Regions from separate parts of the Homo sapiens genome. Here region 1 is linked to region 2. A link is an interaction called in ENCODE POLR2A ChIA-PET data of the cell type or tissue named here. Cell type or tissue: GM12878. All regions are shown on one strand. Links, peaks and the distances in the headings refer to the core of each region. The heading gives the core; the rest is flanking DNA.

Region 1 (5,433 bases), core at 1-5,000, 130 kb before region 2:
CTCATTTTTGATAAAAACAAATTATGATAGGCCCGTGTGTGTTGTCTGTAGAATAAACTTTAGTCCTATACATGGCCTGATTGTTTGCATAAAGTGCAGCAAGAAAGGTTATTTCTACACAGGCCTTTTGGATTGGCTTCGATGAAACTGTTCTACAAGGAATCTCAGATAAGACCTTTTAAAGCCAAGCCCAGCCATGGGTTTGTATCCTCAAATACCTGTGAGTTGGGTGATCCTCTCCTCTTGAGGCCCCAAGATAAACTCGGAGCTCCCAGACCTATTAGAAAGTGACACTCTTTACTGACCACAGGTTAGGAATCTTGTGCAGGGACTGTGCAGACAAGGTATGAGGCCAGTTCTCCCCAAGGGGCTTTTATTTGCTCTGCATGTCAAGCTTGATTCCTTAAAAGGAAACACACCCTCAAGCCTTGGTTAAAATAACCAGTTTTTCCAATGTGTCCTGTTGACAAAGAAAAATGGATTCTTATTGCACTGATGCAAAGAGCTATATTGCCGTTAAGTTAAGAGTACAGCTAGTCTCCAAATTCTAGAGGAACCAGGCAGAGACAAATAAATATGCTCCAAATTTTGTTCACAGGAGTATACCTTACTCAATTATTAAAGGCCATAAATAGTTTAAAACTTTTCTTGACTCTGAAAAACAAAACAAGGATCAGCAATATTCCAAGCAAAGTTAAAAACTCTGCTTTAACTTTCTGAGTGCAGTCCATTTACTTAACTCTTGTTTTGCTTGATATTTATGAACATATTAGTTCTTTGTGAGTCCCATACATTCTCTCTCTATTCCAATGTTACAATCTTTAAAGCTATTAAAAACCTGCATTTGAGAACACCTGTTGAACTCCTTAATAGAGCTTGATTATAAACCATTTTTTGAAAAGGAACAAAGCAGGACAACAATTGTCTGTGAATGACAAAATTTTCAGGATAGTTAAAAACATGACTGACAAAGAAGTTTATTTATCTTCATGGTTTACAATAACTTTACCCTTAATTATGATTGATAGCATATACTTAGACATTAGAATCTTAGAAATCCCATACAATTCTGAAACATATATTAGTATTATTCACCAAACTATAACTTAAATAAGATTGGACATCATTTTGGCAATCTCATGTGACTAAACATGTCAAATAATCCTGTTTACCTCTTTTCTGAATGTTTCAGGGCCCCTCTAAACCATTCAAAAAGTTAGGTATCAGGAAGGACAATTTCCAGATTGCCATAAATTATTTTGCCAAAATGATGACTCAAAAGGCAAAATCCTTTCATTAGCCTTTATTATGAAATGAAAATCTTGTTCAAAGCAAAATTTTACCCTTGCATTAGTTTATTAATGTTAACCCCAATTTGTTTACACGAAACCTTATAGATTATTCCATCAAATCCTAACCAATTTGACCATGAGGTGAAATCTTTTTTTTTCTTTTTTTTTTGAGATGGAGTTTCATTCTTGTTGCACAGGCTAGAGTGCAAGGGCATGATCTCAGCTCACTGCAACCTCCGCCTCCCAGGTTCAAGCGATTCTCCTGCCTCAGCCTCCCAAGTAGCTGGGATTACAGGCATGTGCCACCACCCCTGGCTAATTTTGTATTTTTAGTAGAAACGGGGCTTCTCCATGTTTGTCAGCCTGGTCTCGAACTCCCGACCTCAGGTGATCTGCCCGCCTCGGCCTCCCAAAGTGCTGGGGTTACAGGTGTGAGCCACCGCACCCGGCCAAGGTGAAATCTTTACAAACCTTTTATAACCCTTTTACTAAGGGGCAGATTAGTGTCTTAAGACCTCCTTGCTATGCTTTTATTTTAATGCTTAATTTATGAAAAGACCATATAGATACTATGGGAGAGGACGGTGTAGTGCTTCTACCATGCATTGCATTGCAAGGCAGCCCAAAGCCAATTGGCTTATTTTGTAATTAGCCCATCCCTGATGGGAGTCTCATCTCCCAGTGCAGGGTGAGGATGTTTCCTTATCTTCCAGGTGGCCAAGAGCATCCCTGATTTATAACTACTATTAGCCATCCCTTACAGTGTATTTTCTACTTGATTATTACACACCAAAGCTTTCTTGTAAAAATGCGAAGTAATTTCTGATACCCCCAAAACTCAAAACCATCAGATAACACAATGCAAAACAGAACAGAGCCTTTGATTTTGAGAGGGAATTATTTGCTTTTAATTCCTGGGGTTTCATGAGGAAAACAGAGGGTTTTTTCCCAAAACGGGGTCTGTGGCGCCTCCTCTGTGTTTCCTGAGGAGTCCCATGCTACCAGAAGTTATCTTAGGGCCTTTTATACATGCATTAAGAGTAGTAAGACAAAAAATGGAGAAAAATAATTCAGTCGGCTGAGATGAGCCTTTTTCCAGAAAAACAAGATTCAAGAAAAGAAAAAACATAAAGGCCTTTTAATATACCTATAACTTGATTTTCCACTTTTAATTAAGCTGAGCACTCTTTAAGAAAATTCTTCTAAATCCTTTGTTACTTGACCTTAGCCATGCCAAGCAGTTAAGATTTTTGGCTTTTGAACTTTACAATAAGTAACCTCACAGGTAAAACTAAAGAGCTTTAATTAGGTTATGACTTAACCAGGAGTGTAAAAGGTATTTTTAAAGGAGTGACAGGCAGCTTTTTTTTTTTTTTTTTTTTTTTGCTGAGACAGAGTCTTGCTCTGTCACCCAGGCTGGAGTGCAGTAGCATGATCTTGGCTCACTGCAACCTCTGCCTCCTGGGTTCAAGCAATTCCTCTGCCTCAGCTTCCTGAGTAGCCAGGACTACAGGTGCATGCCACCACGCCTGGCTAATTTTTGTTTTTTTAGTAGAGACAGGGTTTCGTCATGTTGACTAGGCTGGTCTTGAACTCCTGACCTCGTGATCCACCCGGACAGGCAGCTTTTGAAACTGTCACTGCAAAATTGTGACTGAGACAGTGGAAGAGATCTCACCCAAACAACTCCATTTTGTTTCCAGTCCCCAAACTGTCCTTGCCCATCCCCGGGCATAGGCTGAATCAAGTTGGGGAGGAGCTTGGTTTACAGTTTATAGTCTAAAACAAAGAAGATAGCAGCTGCTTCTCAAGATATACTTCCCTTTTGCCTGGGGACCAGACCAAGAAACTAGCTACAGGATTAGAAACCATGGCCCAAGAGCCATGCAATTGGAGGCTACAAGATTTTGACCCTCCCTAAACGGCTGTTATGATCAGTGCTTAAGATGTTTTGTAAACCCTGCCCTTGATGGATCAGCTGACACAGCCCAGACTGACAAACTGGCTTATCTGATTTAGCACAAGAAGACAGCCACCATTGTAAAATGGCGGAGACAAAAACAAAGTATTGCCACATGGTTACAGATTATGTTCCCATGACATGAAACAAGATGGAGGCCTGTAGCCAAGTTTGCCACTGGATACTTTGCTGGGCTGGTTTGAACAGCAGGCTTATGGGTTTCTGGGCCTGCATCCTGACCTAAGATACCTTTTCTTTAACAGAACCACACAGAAAGACATACAAAGAAGAGCAGATTGTTTACAGCTTAAGACCAACCTCACAAATCCTTTTTCATTAACTATAAATTTAAAGAAAACATAAACAATGATCTTTATTATCCCTTTTGCCGGTTTCCACAGGAAGAGAGAAGCCAAAAGCCTGACTGGTAAGAAATTTTTACCCTTTTGCCAGCATATCAGGCTTCTGGGCTGGGTTTCCTTCCCCCTAGCTCAACTCTATGCCAAACATTTTAAGGTTTGGAAAATTAACCTTTTCCATGTTGGAAGAACATTATAAAAGAGAAGCCATTTTAAACTGCAAAACAAGGAAAAACACCACAGAAAGGAGTTCCAATTAGGGTTGTCAGGAGGTATTGCCTCTTTTCCTATTGGGAATGGTGTTTCCCCTTTGCCTTCCCTATTTTTTTCTTTTCCCTTTTGGCCTTCTATAGGAGACATTACTTATCTCCAAAATTTTCTTCTGCTTGCAGAGCTGCTTATTTTACCTACAGTAAGGGTTTGCCTTAGCAGCAACATAACATCCCTTCATGAGAGGTTACATACCTGAGTTAAATATTGGAAAGCTTCCATATACTTATTAAGGTCATCAGAAAACCAGCCTAAGTCTCCCTTTACTTGCCAAAGGTCCTGCAATGAGAAGGGAACTTGAAGGGGCCCCAAATAAGGGGGACCCTCAGATGACTTCCCTGAAAGTTACTTTTTAAATTTTGGGGTACTGTTTTCCCTGGGCCTGCCTGATATGACTGCAAAAGAAAATAAGCCACTTTTTCTTCAAAGTTTCAAGGTCGAAAGAGTCCTAGTGCTTCAAAATACACTCAAGAGAAGTGCATGTTGAAGATGGTCTGTTACCCATCTAGAAAGAGAAGTGAGAATAAAAGCGTCCTTTTAGTCTCCTTCCTTTTGGTATGAAATCCAGGATGGAGAAGAAAGCAGTAGGAGGCGTCCCCCAACTATTTTCTCTTTTGTTCCTGGATTCCCAGCACTCATTTAAATGTTCCACCCATGACTGCAGGTGTGACCCTCCAAGCCATGGCACCAGAGGATCTGAGTTTTGGGCCATAGTCACGCTGTTCCCAAGCAATCAGTTCTCTGCCTTTTATTTACCTTTGACCTCCTAGACTTGGGTGGCCTGTGTGCCTCCCAAAAAATGGATTTGAAGAAAAACCATGTAATTGGGAAGAGACCCTTTAAGGGAGGGGATGTGATAGATTGAACTCTATATCCTGCCATTATAGCCCATGCTAAAGCATTTACCCATAGAAGAATGGTTCCGGTTAACTTCTGGACTTAAAATCCCCTTACTAATTAAGCACTGTCTTAGTAGGAGCCAGAATAGATGGCTTAAAGGAACATAGGAACTGAATGGCCGTTTTCCTGCCAGTGGGACAATATTGAGACTAAAATTTGGCCATGGAAGACATCCTACTCCTAACTGTTAAAAGCAGAAACTTCCCATTCTTAGAAGAGGCCTACAGCCTGATTTCTACTAGGTGGCTTAGAAATACCATGTGCTTGCCAGAGAAAACGTAGAGAGAGAGAGAGACACTTATTGAGTTACTGCATGCCGTGATTCACGATCTTTTCTAACAGACAGAATCCTGCACATTAGACACACAGAGAGACCACAGATAGAAAGAAAGTTTTGGCGACAGGGTAGCTGGAAGAGAGCCTTGAGACTAAAGAACAGATATAAAGTTGAAATCCGCTCCATACTCACCAGTCTCATGATTGAATTTCCTTTCCTGGCCAATGCACCAAAATGATACGGCTCCGATGAGTGGAGGAACACCAGGGTTCTTGGTCCTCATGCTGGTTTAGATAAAACAACATGGACATATGTGGAGTGGTTTTAAGGGGCAGATAGTTTAATAGGCAAGAAGAGGAAAGAAAGAAGGGAGAA
Region 2 (5,239 bases), core at 240-5,239:
TCCTAGGTATGTACTCAAAGAAATGGAAACATATGTCCATACACACTTGTACATGAATGTTTACAGCAGCATTATTCATAATAACCAAATAGAAACACCCCAAATGATGATTAACTGATGACGAATGGATACATAAAATGTGGCATATCCATTTAATGGAATATTATTTGGCCACAAAAAGAGAAATTAAGTACTGATGTACACTATAGCATGGAAGAAACTTGAAAAATTAGGTTAAATGAAAGAAGTCAGTCACAAAAATCACACACTGCATGATTCCATTTATTTATTTTTATTTTTATTACATCCTCAGATAAGGGACACGTCAAACTGATAAGAACAGATACTACACTTGATTTTAGCTGAAAGGTCAAGAAGTAATCTGCGTGATTCCATTTATATGAAATATCCAAAACAGGGAACTGTAAAGTGGTTGTCTAGGGCAAGGGGATGTTGGGGGCGAGTGTAGAAAGGAGGACTGACTGCTAAAAGGTATGAGACTTCTTTTTTTATTTTTTTGAGACAGTGTCTCATTCCATCGCCCAGGCTGGAGTGCCGTGGCACGTGACTGCGGCTCACTGCAGCCTCGACTTCCCCAGGCTCGGGGAATCCTCCTGCCTTGACCTCCCAAGTAGCTACAGGCACATGCCACTACACCTGGGTCTTTTTTTTTTTCTTTTTTTTTTTTTTGTATTTTTTCTAAAGGCAGGTTTTCACTATATTGCCTAGGCTGGTCTCAGACTTCTAGACTCAAGCCATCTACCTTAGCCTCCCAAAGTGCTGGGATTACAGGCGTGAGCCAATGCACCCAGCTCAGGTATGATGCTTCTTTTGCGGGAGATAAAATGTTCTAAAGTTGATTGTGATGACAGCTGTGCAACTCTGTGAATTACACTAAAAGACCAATGAAATGTACACTTTATATTTGTGAATTGTATGTGAATTATATCTTTGTTTTAAAAAGTCCCCTGTGTAGGGAAGAATGCCTGTGTTTTTAGTGGGAAGTGAATCAAGCAGGGAAGCAAGACTTCCTCAATCTGAATACCACTGGATTCATATTTCAAGAAGCTTCACAAATTAGCCAGGCATGGCGGCGTGCACCTGTAGTCCCAGCTACTCTGGAGGCTGAGGTAAGAGAATTGCTTGAACCTGGGAGGCAGAGGTTGCAGTGAGCCGAGATTGCGCCACTGCAGTCCAGCCTGGGAGATAGTGCCAGACTCCGACTCCATTAAAAGAAACGAAAAAAACTTTGGGAGGCCGAGGTGGGCGGATCACGAGGTCAGGAGATCGAGACCATCCTGGCTAACACGGTGAAACACCGTCTCTACTAAAAATACAAAAAATCAGCGGGCGCCTGTAGTCCCAGCTACTGGGGAGGCTGAGGCAGGAGAATGGCGTGAACCCAGGAGGCGGAGCTTGCAGTGAGCCGAGATCATGCCACTGCACTCCGGCCTGGGCAACAGGGCCAGACTCCGTCTCAAAAAAAAAAAGAAACCAAAAAAAAAAAGAAGCCTCACTCAGTCCAGTGTCCGCCTAACGAAAATCTACCCCAAGCAGGCTTTATACCCTATCTTTCCTATTGTGCTTCATTTCACTTTGTAACTTTTTATAAATGTTTCTTTTATTTGAATTTATTTTCAGATAGATTTTTAATAAGAGCAAAGAGAGGTCACCAAAATATGTAGCAGATGTGTCCTCCGGAGCAGGGAACTAGAGGTCAGGGATGGGAAGGCACATAAGGTGCATCCTTTGTACTATTTGAAATTTTTTTATTTTTTTATTTTTTATTTTTATTATTATTTTTTGAGACGGAGTTTTTGCTCATCGCCCAGCTGGAGTGCAGTGGTGCGATCTCGGCTCACTGCAACCTCTGCCTCCCAGGTTCAAGCGATTCTCCTGCCTCAGCCTCCCGAGTAGCTGGGATTACAGGCGCCCGCCACCACGCTTGGCTGATTTTTTGTATTTTTAGTAGAGACAGCGTTTCGCCATGTTGGGCAGGCTGGTCTCGAACTCCTGAGCTCAGGTGATCCACCCACCTCGACCTCCCAAAGTGCTGAGATTACAGGTGTGAGCCATCGCGCCCGGTCTTTTTTTTTTTTTTTGAGACGGAGTTTCACTCTTGTTGCTCAGGCTGGAGTGCAATAGCAGGATCTCAGTTCACCGCAATCTCCGCCTCCTGGGTTCAAGTGATTCTCCTGCCTCAGCCTCCCGAGTAGCTGAGATTACAAGCATGTGCCACCATGCCCGGCTAATTTTGTATTTTTAGTAGAGATGGGGTTTCCCCATATTGGTCAGGCTGGTCTCGACCTCCCGACCTCAGGTGATCCGCCCGCCTGGGCCTCCCAAAGTGCTGGGATTACTGGCATGAGCCACCGCGCCCTGCCTGTTTGAAATTTTTGCCACTGGCTTTAAAAAATAAAATTGGCATCTCTTTTAGATGTAGAAAAATATCCAACTCACATGTGCAAGACATGTCTAAAGCCTGTGCATAATATAAATTAAAAAAAGAGTTGGGAGAGAGCATTTCAGGGTCTGGAAGGTGGAAACTGCCCTGGCCTTAAAAGTAAAAAAAGATGGGACACTTGAGGGTGCTGGGGGTAGGGGCTGGAGCGGTGTAGACAAGCCAGGGCCTGGACCTGCAGCCTTTGCTTCTCTTTGTACTAATTCCGAAACTTGGCCCCAAGCCAGGGCTGGGGCTATGTCTAACTGGCCAGATGAAGCTTCCCTGAGAAGATTGTGTCTGAATCTCACAGAAAAGAAATACGAATAAGGCAGTTTAGCAGGCAGCACAGGCTTCCTGGAGCAAGGAAGACTGAGGCAGCGGAGAAAAAAAAAAATGCTAGCTGGTCCTCAAACAGGGCCAGAGAGGACCAAAGGGGACCAGACACCTCCTGGAGGGCAAGGGGACCAGCTGGCTGGGCACAGCCTGCCCAGCCTGAGATAATTTCTCACGCAAAGCATGGCCCCTTCCCATACCGCCCCAGGGAGCCCCAGAGGCCACAGCTCAGCCAGGCCCGGACGTTCCGTCTCTCCCAGGACCCAGAATAGCTACAGCCAGGTCTTGGCCAAATCTGGGAGCCCAGCCCCAAGCCCCTACCCCTCTGGGGAATTTCCCCAATTTCCGCAGGCACAGGATGCATTCCCAACCGCCTCTGCCTCCCCACCCCTCACGCTTCCACCTGCCTCCCACCGCACCTCCTCCTCCCCCACCACTGACCCCTCCAGCCTTCAACTCCTCCACCCCTTACCCCCCAACCTGCCTCCCACCCCATATCCGCCTCCCCTACCCCTCACCCCCACCTGCCTCCCACCCCACCTCTGCCTCCTCCACCCCTCACCCCACTACCCCTCACCCCCACCTCCCTCCCACCCTCACCTCTGCCTCCTCCACCCCTCATCCCCCGACCCCTCACCCTCATCTGCCTCACCCCTCCTCCGGCTCCTCCACCCCTCACCCCCCCACCCCTCACCCCCATCTCCCTCCCACCCTTGCCTCTGCCTCCCCTACCCCTCACTTCGCTACTTTCTTCTCATCCCACCTCAGCCACGCCTCCCACCCTCGCCTCTCCACGCCCTTCCATCCCACTTCAGCCGCGCCTCCCACCCCTCACACCCCGACCTGCCTCAGCCGCGCCCCCTACCCCGTCCCTCGGGTAGTAGGCTCCACCGCGGTTCTGCTAAGACTCCCACCGCGACCCCAGTACCTCTCGCTACCGAGCTTCAGGCGCATCCCCGCCCCCCGCCCAACTAACTACCCAGAATCCTGGGCCCCCTCCCACTGCGCCTCGGCCGCGTCCCCAGCGCACGTTCCCTGCTCTTTCCCCTCTCGCTTCCCCACGAATCCCGCGAGTCCCCTGCCCTCCTGTCTGACGTAGGCATCGGTCCCCCTCCCGGACACCCCCTCCTGGGACAGGCCTGGGACCCGCCTCCGCAGTCGCTTCGGCGGATCCCGGGTCGGGGGCGGGAACGGAAGGACCTTCCTTTGGACTCCAGCTTCGCCCTCCTCATGCGCCACTCCCTTCCCCAAGTCACAGAGCTGGACTGTAAGGGTGTCAGAGCCTGTGGGCTCCACTCCCCTGCCCTCCAAAGGAACTGGAGGATGCAGGCGGACGGCGGGACCACAGCATTTCCCTCCGGCTTGGAGGGCGGAGGCCGACCCGGGAGCGCGCTCTGGAGCGGTGAGCCAGGCGCCTTGGGACGCTTTCTTTCGAGGCAGGGTCTTGCTCCGTTGCCCAGGCTGGAGTGCAGCGGCCCCATCACGGCTCACTGCAGCCTCCATCTCCCGGGCTCAAGCGATCCTCCTGCCTCAGCCTCCAGTTAGCTGGGACAACAGGCGCGCGCCACTATGTCTGGCTTATTTATTTATTTATTTATTTATTTATTTATTTATTTATTTATTTTGAGACGGAGTCTCGCTCTGCCCAGGCTGGAGTGCAGTGGCATGATCTCGGCTCACTGCAGCCTCCACCTCCCGGGTTCAAGAAATTCTCCTGCCTCAGCCTCCCGAGTAGCTGGGATTACAGGTGCCCACCACCACACCTGGCTAGTTTTTGAATTTTTAGTAGAGACCAGATTCCACCATGTTGGCCAGGCTAATCTCGAACTCCTGACCTCAGTGATCTGCCGGCCTTGGCCTCTCAAAATGTTGAGATTACAGGCGTGAGCCACCTCTGCAGGCCAACACTCTTTCTTTCTTTCTTTCTTTCTTTCTTTCTTTCTTTCTTTCTTTCTTTCCTTCTTTCTTTTTTTCGTGAGCCATGGCGGCCAACTCTTTCCTTCCTTCCTTTCTTTCTTCCTTCCTTTCTCTTTCCTTTCTTTCTTTCTTTTTCTTTCTTTCTTTCTTCTTTCTTCCTTCCTTCCTTCCCTTCCCTCCCTCCCTCCCTCCCTTCCTTCCTTCCCTTCTTTTCTTTCTTTCTTTCTCTCTCTCTTTCTTTCTTTTTATTAATTTTTTTGGAGACGGAGTCTTGCTCTGTTGCCCAGGCTGGAGTGCAGTGGTGCAATCTCGGCTCACTGCAAGCTCCGCCTCCGGGGTTCGCGCCATTCTCCTGCCTCGGCCTCCCGAGTAGCTGGGACTATAGGTGCCCGCCACCACGCCTGGCTAATTTTTCGTATTTTTAGTAGAGACGGGGTTTCACCGTGTTAGCCAGGATGGTCTCGCTCTTCTGACCTCGTGATCCGCCCACCTCGGCCTCTCAAAGTGCTGGGATTACAGGCGTGAGCCACCGCGCCCGGCAGCACC

The links. ChIA-PET counts read pairs that join two places held together with the same protein. Peaks named below come from ENCODE experiments on the same cell type or tissue, not always from the same donor. Only the 100,000 strongest peaks of a DNase experiment are listed, where the experiment ranks them.
Region 1: POLR2A ChIA-PET joins it to region 2 with 7 read pairs; 5 of 35 experiments call an interaction of 5 or more read pairs at or near these places.

The regions. Positions count from the first base shown.
Region 1 is chr17:16,539,606-16,545,038 of GRCh38, reverse strand. It overlaps LOC105371554 (a long non-coding RNA gene), which reads right to left. Exons shown (of 4, transcript XR_007065637.1): 3 at 5,251-5,342; 4 at 953-4,386. Among named protein-coding and RNA genes, the nearest start is that of ZNF287, 27 kb to the left of the region's middle. In GM12878, for the core only: no CTCF peak of the experiment used is centred there; no DNase peak of the experiment used is centred there.
Region 2 is chr17:16,405,954-16,411,192 of GRCh38, reverse strand. It overlaps the pseudogene LOC124904150. Among named protein-coding and RNA genes, the nearest start is that of TRPV2, 7.0 kb to the left of the region's middle. RefSeq lists enhancers at 2,344-2,523, 2,574-2,943, 4,034-4,213 and silencers at 3,144-3,233, 3,464-3,513, 3,614-3,663, 3,724-3,803. In GM12878, for the core only: a CTCF peak has its summit at 3,655; DNase peaks (open chromatin) are centred at 2,132, 2,722, 3,562 and 3,939; H3K4me3 peaks cover 2,360 bases; H3K27ac peaks cover 2,376 bases.